Regions from separate parts of the Homo sapiens genome. Here region 1 is linked to region 2. Evidence: read pairs that join two places in POLR2A ChIA-PET (ENCODE). Cell type or tissue: endothelial cell of umbilical vein. All regions are shown on one strand.

Region 1 (5,000 bases), 850 kb after region 2:
TCTTGTCCCCAATTTGACATCTGTATAGCATACTTAAATCTCAAACTGTACTTTAGGTTTTCTCAAAAAAAAAAAACAAAAAAAAACCTTTCTCTCTCCATTCTGTTTTTGTTTGTTTGTTTTTGTTTTTGTTTTTGAGACAGAGTCTCGCTCTGTCACCCAGGCTTGAGTGCGGTGGTGTGATCTTGGCTTACTGCAACCTCAGCCTCCCCATCTCCAGTGATTCTCCTGCCTCAGCCTCTTCAGTAGCTAGGATTACAGGCGCCCACCACCATGCCCGACTAATTTTTGTATTTTTAGTAGAGACAGGATTTCACCATGTTGGCCGGGCTGGTCTGGAACTCCTGACCTCAAGTGATCTGCCTCCCAAAGTGATGGGATTACCGGCGCGAGTCACTGTGCCCAGCCCCTCCCCATTCTTTTCTATCTCAACAAATACTGCCATCATCCATTTAGGCCAGAGATCTGGAAGTCACCATTTTCCTCATCCCCCATGTCCAATCCACTAGCAGGTTTGGTTGATACCCTACAAATATGACCTGCTTCTGAGGTGGGATGGGAGACTGGACTCTGGAGGCAGGGCTTGGGCATCGGACCAAATTAAGGACAAGTAAAACAGGGAAAGGGCGGAAGCACCTCTGCATAAGACACACCTACCAGTGTGCAGTGACAGTTTACCATTGCTATGGCAACATCCGGAAGTTAGCGCCCCTTTCCATGGCAATAACCTGACAATCTGGAATTTACCACTTTTTTTCTAGAAATTTCTGCATAATCTGCCCCTTAATTTACATATAATTAAAAGTGGGTATAAATGTAACAGCTGCTATTCTGGGCTCACTGCGTATGGAGTAGCCCTGCGCTGCAAGGAACAGGACCTCCGCTGCTGGCTGTGCACTGCCGCCTCAATAAAAGTTGCTAACACCAGCCGGGTGCAGTGGCTCATGCCTGTAATCCCAGCACTTTGGGAGGCCGAGGTGGGCAGATCACTTGAGGTCAGGAGTTCAAGACCAGCCTGGCCAACATGGTGAAACCCCGTCTCTACTAAAAAATTAGCAGGGCATGGTGGTGCACACCTGTAATCCCAGCTACTCGGGAGGCTGAGGCAGAAGAATCGCTTGAACCCAGGAGGTGGAGGTTGCAGTGAGCCAAGATCACATCACTGCACTCAGGCCTGGGCGTCAGAATGAGATTCCATCTCAAAACAAAAACAAAAACAAAAGATCTTTACTTAGGCTGGGTGCAGTGGCTCACACCTGTAATCCCAGCACTTTGGGAGGCCGAAGCAAGTGGATCGCTTGAGGTCAGGAGTTTGAGAGCAGCCTGGCTAACATGATGAAACCCTGTCTCTACTGTAAATACAAAAATTAGCCCTGTAATCCCAGCTACTCAGGAGGCTGAGGCAGGAGAATTGCTTGAACTCAGGTGGCAGAGGTTGCAATGAGCTGAGATCATGCCACTGCACTACAGCTTGGGCAACAGAGCAAGACTCCATCCAAAAAAAAAAAAAGGAAAGGAGGGGAGGGGAGGCGAAACCAGGCAAAAGGGAAGGATAATAGAGTGAGAGTTGGGAGGACAGAGGGGGCTGAGAAGGGCCTCCTGACTTAGCTGTGTAAAAGTGCACTCTCTTGTTTTTCCTGTTAATTTCCTCACCCTTGACCATAACTCCCAAATGCCAAGTTTCAGCTTCTCTGCCTGGTTCCCCAGGAGCAAGCGAAGGACAAGTGTGTGGTTGTACCCACCTCCTGGTACCCCTGTTCCATTTGAGAAGCCGAGTACATATTCTGTGATAAATGGCTTCTTTAGTCCAAGGAGACAGGCCCTGAGGCTGATTTCCTGGAATGTCAAATTCCGGTAGCTTGTGAAAGCAGTTGAGCCTGTTACTGTTGGCTCCAAACCAGCAAGATGGGGATGTGTGGTCAGGTGATTTCATTTCCTTTCATTTGCTTCTAGCTTAGAAAAACATCTCCCCTGAGTAGCCACTTTGCTGTTCCACACAGACACGGCTGCTGTCTGAGACCTCACTGTCCTTGAATTCAGGGGAAGCAGCAGTGATGTCACAGAGACAGAGACAGGCCTAAGTCTTGGGATCTGACAGGCTGTAACGAGACCCTGGGGGTTTCGTTTATTGGACTAAGCTGGAGAAAGTTCATTGTTGCAGGCCAAAGGATTTAAGGCCCATGTACCCCTTTCATCTCAGAATAGATGTAGTTAACTCCAGCTACTCAGGAGGCTGAGGTGGGAGGATCGCTTGAGCCCAGGAGGTTGAGATTGCAGCAAGCCTTGATCGTTCCACTGCACTTCAGCCTGGGTGACACAGCAAGACCTTGTCTCTAAAAAAATTAAAACAGGCCAAGCATGGTGGCTCTCACCTATAATCCCAGCACTTTGGAAGGCCAAGGTGGGTAGATGGCTTGAGCCCAGGAGTTTGAGACCAGCCTGGACAACATAGAGAGACCCCATCTTTATCAAAAACACACAAAAAATTAGCCAGGTGTGGTGGCACACACCTGTACTCCCAGCTACTTGGAGGCTGAGGTGAGAGGATCCCTTGGGCCCAGGGAGGTCAAGGCTGCAGTGAGCTATGATTTTGCCACTATACTCCAGCCTGGGCGACAGACTAAGACCCAATCTCAAAAAAATATTTACAAATAGGCAGGGCACATTGGCTCACGCCTATAACCCCAACATTTTGGGAGGCCGAGACGGGCGGATCACCTGAGGTCGGGAGTTCGAAACCAGCCTGACCAACATGGAGAAACCCCATCTCTACTAAAGATACAAAATTACCCAGGCATGATGGCACATGCTTGTAATCCCAGCAACTCAGCAGGCTGAGGCAGGAGAATCCCTTGAACCTGGAAGGTGGAGCTTGCAGTGAGCCGAGATCGCGCCATTGCACTCCAGCCTGGGCAATAAGAGCGACACTCCATCTCAAAAAATAAACAAACAAAATAAAAATGAAGAATATATAAGTCTGGATTCTCTTAGGTTTCTTGGTCTTCAGTGTTTAGATTCAAAATAGAGATTTGAGAATGAGAAAAAGATGTTGATTTTGCCAGATGTGGTGGCTCATGCCTGTAATCCCAGCACTTTGGGAGGCCAAGGCAGTAGGATTGCTTGAAGCCAGGAGTTTGAGACCAGCCTGGGCAACACAGCAAGAGCCTGTTTCTACCAAAAAATTAAAAATTAGCCAGGCATGGTGGTGCATCCCTGTAATTCTAGCTACTCAGGAGGCTGAGGCAGAAGACTGCTTGAGCCCAGGAATTCAAGGCTGCAATGAGCTCTGATTGCACCACTGCACTCTAGCCTGGGTGACAGAGCAAGACCCTGCCTCTACAAAAAGAGAGAGAGAGAGAAAAAAAATATTGGTTTCTTCATGTGCATATCCACCCAAGATTAGGACATAGTACCAAACGATTGTAATTCTCCAAGTGTTTATTGAACGGCTGCCCTGTCCCTGGCATTATGGGAAACAGCTCAGCGGAGCTCAGTCCCCACTTCCCAGGAACTTATAGTCTTAATTGTGGAGAGAACAAATAGTCCAAAAACAAAGAGAAGTAATGAAAGAAGAGAGCTACCTTTGTAGTAAAATTCCCTTCCCTTTTCCTATGGTTAGATGGCTTATCCTCAGAGAAAGTCAATTTCTTTTAATGTTACTCTAAACCAAACACTCCTCGGAAGTTAAATCTGCAAAATAACAACATGTGTTCTACAGCAATGAAGAAATTAGCTTTTTGATTATCTACTCTTCCAAAGGATTTGTAGCATGAATTACTCTTTCCTCACCAGCAGGTCACTGAGGACCAGCTTTAAATAATCCTCTGCAGCATCATAATTGAATCCCAGCACCATGGAGTTTATCTCCTTGACAGCCTGTGCCTTTGGGCTGGGGAGGGGGCAGGAAAGCCAGGTGGCTGCTCTGTCCCCTACATGGGGCTGATGAAGACACCCAGCACCCCTCAGGTCCTTCTCCACCCCTAGGTTGAAAGATCTGTTCTACCGCTCCAGCAACCTGCAGTACTTCAAGCGGCTCATTCAGATCCCCCAGCTGCCTGAGGTAAGCATGCCCAACCACACACCCTCGGCACTGCAGAGGCCCCAGGTACTCTCTTAAGGGCCGGCGGGGCCTGGCAAGCAAGCACTATTTGAGGATGTGTCTCCGTCTTCAGAACCCACCCAACTTCCTGCGAGCCTCAGCCCTGTCAGAACATATCAGCCCTGTGGTGGTGATCCCTGCAGAGGCCTCATCCCCCGACAGCGAGCCAGTCCTAGAGAAGGATGACCTCATGGACATGGATGCCTCTCAGCAGGTGAGGACCACTTGGGAGAGAAACTTGGCCTTTCCTCTCACCTGCAAGTACAGGGGAGAGGCTGGGGGAGACCCTGGCCAAAGCCCATTGACTCTAACCAGGTTCAGGCTTCTCTTCATTCACCTAGCACCAACCTAGGCTGAGCATCCTGCTCTGTGGCTCCCAGAAGGGTCATAAATGGGTGCAGTGGCTCACAGCTGTAATCCCAACACTTTGCAAGGCCAAGGTGGGAAGACTGCTTGAGGCCAGTTCAAGACCAGCCTGGGCAACATAGTAAGGCCCCATCTTTACAAAATTAGCCAGATGTGGTGGCACATACCTGTGGTCCCAGCTATGTGGGAAGCTGAGATGGGAGGATCACTTGAGCCTGGGAGGCCAAGGCTACAGTGAGCTGTTATCATGCCACTGCACTCCAGCCTAGGCAAGAGAACAAGAACCAGGCCCTAAAAATATAAATACATAAAATTAAAATAAAAAAATTATCCAGGTATGGTGGCACACACCTATACTTCCAGCTACTCAGGAGGCTGAAACAGGAGGATCACTTGAGCCAGGAGTTGGAGGCTGCAGTGAGCTATGATTGCACCACTGTACTCTAGCCTGGGCAGTAGAGCGAGAACCTGTCTCAAAAAAATTAAAAAAATTAAACAGGTCTGAACCGTTTAATTCGAGAAAGGGGGCATTCTC
Region 2 (5,000 bases):
ACTCCAGCCTGGGCGAGACTCCATCTCAAAAAAAAAAAAAATTATACATATATATGTGTGTGTATATATATATAATTTTAAAAAATTAAAAATCTGCCAGGCATAATGGCTCACATCTGTAATCTCAGCACTTTGGGAGGCTAAGGTGGGAGGATTGCTTGAGCCCAGGAGTTCGAGACCAGCCTGGACAATACAGTGAGGCCCCATCTCTACAAAATCAAAGAAATTAGTCAGGCATGTTGGCACACACCTGTAGTCCTAGCTACTTGGGAAGCTGTAGTCCTAGCTACTTGGGAACCTAGCTACTTGGGTTGCTTGAGCCTGGGAGTTCTAAGCTTCAGTGAGTCATGATCATGCTACTGCATTCCAGCCTGGGCAATAGAGTGAGACCTCATCTCAAAAAAATGTGGAAATGGCGGGGCGCAGTGGCTCACGCCTGTCATCCCAGCACTTTGGGAGGCTGAGACGAGCAGATCACGAGGTCAGGAGTTTAAGACCAGCCTGGCCAATATGGTGAAACCCCATCTCTACTAAAAATACAAAAAATTAGCTGACGTGGTGGCACACGCCTATAATCCCAGCTACTCAGGAGGCTGAGGCAAGAGAATCACTTGAACCTGGGAGGTGGAGGTTGCAGTGAGCTGAGATTGTGCCACTGCTCTCCAGCTTGGGTGACAGACTGAGACTTAGTCTCACTAAAAAAAAAAAAAAGTGGAGACACACACACACACACACACACACGTGGAAATATATATGTATGTGTATATATATGTTATATATAGACATAAATATAAAGAGATACAGGGAGAGAGGGAGGATATGTATCAATCTTTATATTGGCTGAACCTGGGTAAAAGGTAAACAGGTTTCTTAGTGTTATCTGTGCAACTTTCATCAGTTTAATTTCAAAATAAAAAGTAAAACAAAAAATAACCAAAAACATAAAAAACTCTCTGTGTCAGATTCAAGTGAGACAGAAGACGATGCTGTTAACCAAGTTCCAAAAGCAATTGCTAAAACAAAATATGAAGTTCCTAGGTATAAAACAGACAAAAAAAGATATGTAAGATCTTTGAGGAAAAATTAACAAAACTGTATTGGCAGTCAGAGTAAAGAATGTCTAAATTTACAGAGGTATTCCATGTTCATGGATGGGAAATGCAATATCATCACTATTTCAATTCTCCCAAAATTAATCTGTAATTTCTATCAAGATCCCAACATGTTTTAGCTGTATGTGGGCAGAGCTTAGTAAACTGATTCTAAAATTTATATGGAAGAGCTAAGGATCAAAAAGCCAAGGTTTTTGCAGAAAAAGAACATCTGGTGTGAGTGTGGTGGCTCACACCTATAATCCCAGCACACGATTTTGGGAGGCCGAAGCAGGAGGATTTCTTGAGGCCAGGAGTTTGGGAACAGCTGGGCAACATAGTGAGACTTTATCTCTATGAAGAAGAAGGAGGAGGTGGAGGAGGAGGGAAGAAGAGGAAGAGGAATAGGAAGGGGAAGAGGAAGGGGAGGAGGGGGAGGAGGAAGAGAAAGAAGAGGCTGGGTGTGGTGGCTAATGCCTGTAATCCCAGCACTTTGGGAGGCCGAGGCAGGAGGATCACTTGAAGTCAGGAGTTTGAGACCAGCCTGGCCAACATGGAGAAACCCCATCTCTACTAAAAATACCAAAATTAGCTGGGCGTGGTGTCGCGCGCCTGTAATCCCAGCTACTGGGGAGGCTGAGGCAGGAGAATCGCTTGAACCTGGGAGGCGGAAGTTGCAGTGAGTGAGCCAAGATTGCGCCACTGCACTCCAGCCTGGCGACAGAGTGAGAGTCTGTCTCAAAAAAAGAAGAAAGGGAGGAGGGGGAGGAGGAGGAGGAGGAGGAGGGGAGGGGGAAAAAAGAAAGAAAAAGAGAAAGAAAGAAAGAGATAGAGGGAGAGGGAGGGAGGAAGGAAGGGAGAGAGAGAGAAAGAGAACGAAAGAAAGAAAGAAAGAAAGAGAGAGAGAGAGAAAAGAAAGAAAGAAAAAGAAAGAAAGAAGGAAGGAAGGGAGAAAGAAAAAGAACATCATGAGACACACACCCTAACAGATATAAAAACATATTATAGAGCTATGGTAATTAAGACACATTGCTGTTAGGACAGAAAAGAAACAGTGGAATAGATGAGAGAGCCTAGAAACAGCCACGTGCATATGTGGAAACATGATACCGGACGGAGGAAACAGATGGACTCTTCAAGAAAAGGAGCTGTGTCAATTATTATCCATCTGGGGAAAAACTGGATTTCACTTCCCACATAAAAATGAATTCTAGATAGATTAAAGATCTGAATGGGAAAGAACAAAACTAAAACTTTGAGAAGAAAATATGATCTTCAGGGCAGAGTGAGCTGGAAAATATTTGCTAAATAAGACCCTACCCTCCAAAAATAATGCACAAATCATAAAGAAAAAGTGACTTTTTAGACCACTTTCATAAATAATGACCAAAATTATTATAACAATAATGACCATTTATTGCTTATTCTCAATACGGCAGGGACTAGACTGAGTCCCTTAATCCTGACACTCATCTAGGAAGGCACTATTTGCTCCATTTTACAGCTGAGGGAATAAGCACTCAGAGAAGTTAAGGAACTTGCTCAAGTTTGCACAGCCAATGAGGAACCAAACCAAGATTCAAGAGTCTCTCTGATACTTTCTGTTTGAGTTAACAACACCCAATGTGTACATTGGGGGAGCTATATCCAAAAAATAACTCCAATGCAAAGATGTGTTATTATTTTGGCCTTTTGTTTTCTGAGACAGAGTCTCCCTCTGTGGCCCAGGCTGGAGTGCAGTGGCGCGATCTCCGCTCATTGCAAGCTCCGCCTCCCGGGTTCACGCCATTCTCCTGCCTCAGCTTCCCAAGTAGCTGGGACTATAGGCGCCTGCCACCACGCCCGGCTAATTTTTTGTATTTTTAGTAGAGATGGAGTTTTACCGTGTTAGCTGGGATGGTCTCGACCGCCTGACCTCGTGATCTGCCCGCCTTGGCCTCCCAAAGTGCTGGGATTATAGGTGTGAGCCACTGTGCCCAGCCTTTTTTTTTTTTTTTTTTTTTTTTGAGATGAAATCTCGCTCCGTGGCCCAGGCTGGAGTACAGTGGTGCTATCCTGGCTCACTGCAACCTCCGCCTTTCAGGTTCAAGCGATTCTTCTGCCTCAGCCTCCTGAGTAGCTGGGATTACAGGTGCGTGCCACCATGCCTGGCTAATTTTTGCATTTTTAGTAGAGAAGGTGTTTCACCACGTTGGCCAGGCTGGTCTCGATCTCCTGACCTCAAGTGATCTGCCTGCCTCAGCCACCCAAAGCGATATTTTGGCCATCTTAAGGACTTTATGGACTCACTCAGATATTCAGTAGGTGTTTTAAAAAAATAGCACTATTCGCCAGGCAAAGTGGCTCACATCTATAATCCAAGCACTTTGGGAGGCCAAGGCGGGTGGATCACCTGAGGTCAGCAGCCTGGGCAACATGGCGAAATCCTGTCTCCGCTAAAAACACAAAAAATTAGCCAGGTGTGGTGACTACGTGCCTGTAGTCCCAAATACTTGGGAGGCTGAGGCAGGAGACCCGCTTGAACCCGGGAGGCGGAGATTGCAGTGAGCCGAGATTGTGTCATTGTACTCCAGCCTGGGCAACAGAGTGAGATTGTGTCTCAAAAAAAAAAAAAAAGAAAGAAAGAAAGAAAGCACTATTAAAGGCCAGACATGGTGGCTCATGCCTGTAATCCCAGTGCTTTGGGAGGTGGAGCTGGGAGGATCAATTGAGTCCAGGAGTTCCAGCCCAGCCTGGGCAACATAGCAAGACCCCATCTCTGCAAGAAATAAAGTAAAATTAGCCAGGTGTGGTGGTGTGTGCCTGTAGTCCCAGCTACTAGGGAGGCTGAGGTGGGAGGATCACTTGAGTCCAGGAGTTCAAGGCTGCAATGAACTATGATCACACCACTGCACTCTAGCCAGGGAGACAAGAGTGAGATCTTGTCTCGAAAAAAAAAAAAAGAATAAAAGAATAAATAGTACTTTTCTTTCTACGTGTCAACCTGGGAAGACAAAATACCTGGCGTGTGATGGAAAATAAGAGGAATCACAAATTTGAGAATGTGCCAGACACATATACATACATAGTGATGATCATTAATTCTACAGCCAGAATTCATTAATTCTGTTTCCAGACTTTAGCTGGAAGGACCTCAGTGGGCTGAGATTTAGCCCATTTTTTGCACAGTAAGGGATGCAATGAAAGTTAGGGATATGAGGCCGGGCACGGTGGCTCACGCCTGTAATCCCAGTACTTTGGGAGGCTGAGGTGGGCCGATAGCCTGAGGTTGGGAGTTCAAGACCAGCCTGACCAACACGGAGAAACCCTGTCTTTACTGAAAATACAACAAATTAGCCGGGCATGGTGGTGCATGCCTGTAATCCCAGCTACTTGGGAGGCTGCGGCAGGAGAATCGCGTGAACCTGGGAGGCGGAGGTTGGGGTGAGCCGAGATCGCACCATTACACTCCAGCCTGGGCAAAAAGAGTGAAACTCCATCTCAAAAACAAACAAACAAACAAAAACTGAAAGGGATATGAAAGGAAAGGGTCTCTGGAGTATATGGGGATGCTTTTCACTACCTCATCATTAAATGCCAAATTATATATATATATATATATATATATATATGTATGTATACATATGTATGTGTATATATATGTATGTATACATATGTATGTGTATATATATGTATGTGTGTATATATGTGTGTATATATATGTATGTGTGTATATATGTATGTATATGTATATATATATAGAGAGAGAGAGAGAGAGAGAGACAGCATCCTGCTCTGTTTCCCAGGCTGGAGTGCAATGGCATGATCTTGGCTCACTGAAGCCTGTGTCTCGCAGGCTTAAGCGACTCTCCCATCTCAGCCTCTTGAGTAGTTGGGACTACAGGTGCATGCCAGTACACCCAGCTATTT

The links. Peaks named below come from ENCODE experiments on the same cell type or tissue, not always from the same donor. Only the 100,000 strongest peaks of a DNase experiment are listed, where the experiment ranks them.
Region 1: POLR2A ChIA-PET joins it to region 2 with 9 read pairs; 1 of 35 experiments calls an interaction of 5 or more read pairs at or near these places.

What each region holds. Positions count from the first base shown.
Region 1 is chr7:75,562,248-75,567,247 of GRCh38, reverse strand. It overlaps HIP1 (huntingtin interacting protein 1), which reads left to right. Exons shown (of 31, transcript NM_005338.7): 10 at 3,985-4,060; 11 at 4,173-4,313. Among named protein-coding and RNA genes, the nearest start is that of SPDYE5, 72 kb to the right of the region's middle. In endothelial cell of umbilical vein, no CTCF peak of the experiment used is centred here; a DNase peak (open chromatin) is centred at 1,907; H3K27ac peaks cover 1,655 bases.
Region 2 is chr7:76,416,648-76,421,647 of GRCh38, reverse strand. It overlaps a transcript of ZP3 not described here. Among named protein-coding and RNA genes, the nearest start is that of ZP3, 5.8 kb to the left of the region's middle. RefSeq lists a silencer at 222-516 and an enhancer at 222-516. In endothelial cell of umbilical vein, no CTCF peak of the experiment used is centred here; a DNase peak (open chromatin) is centred at 2,197.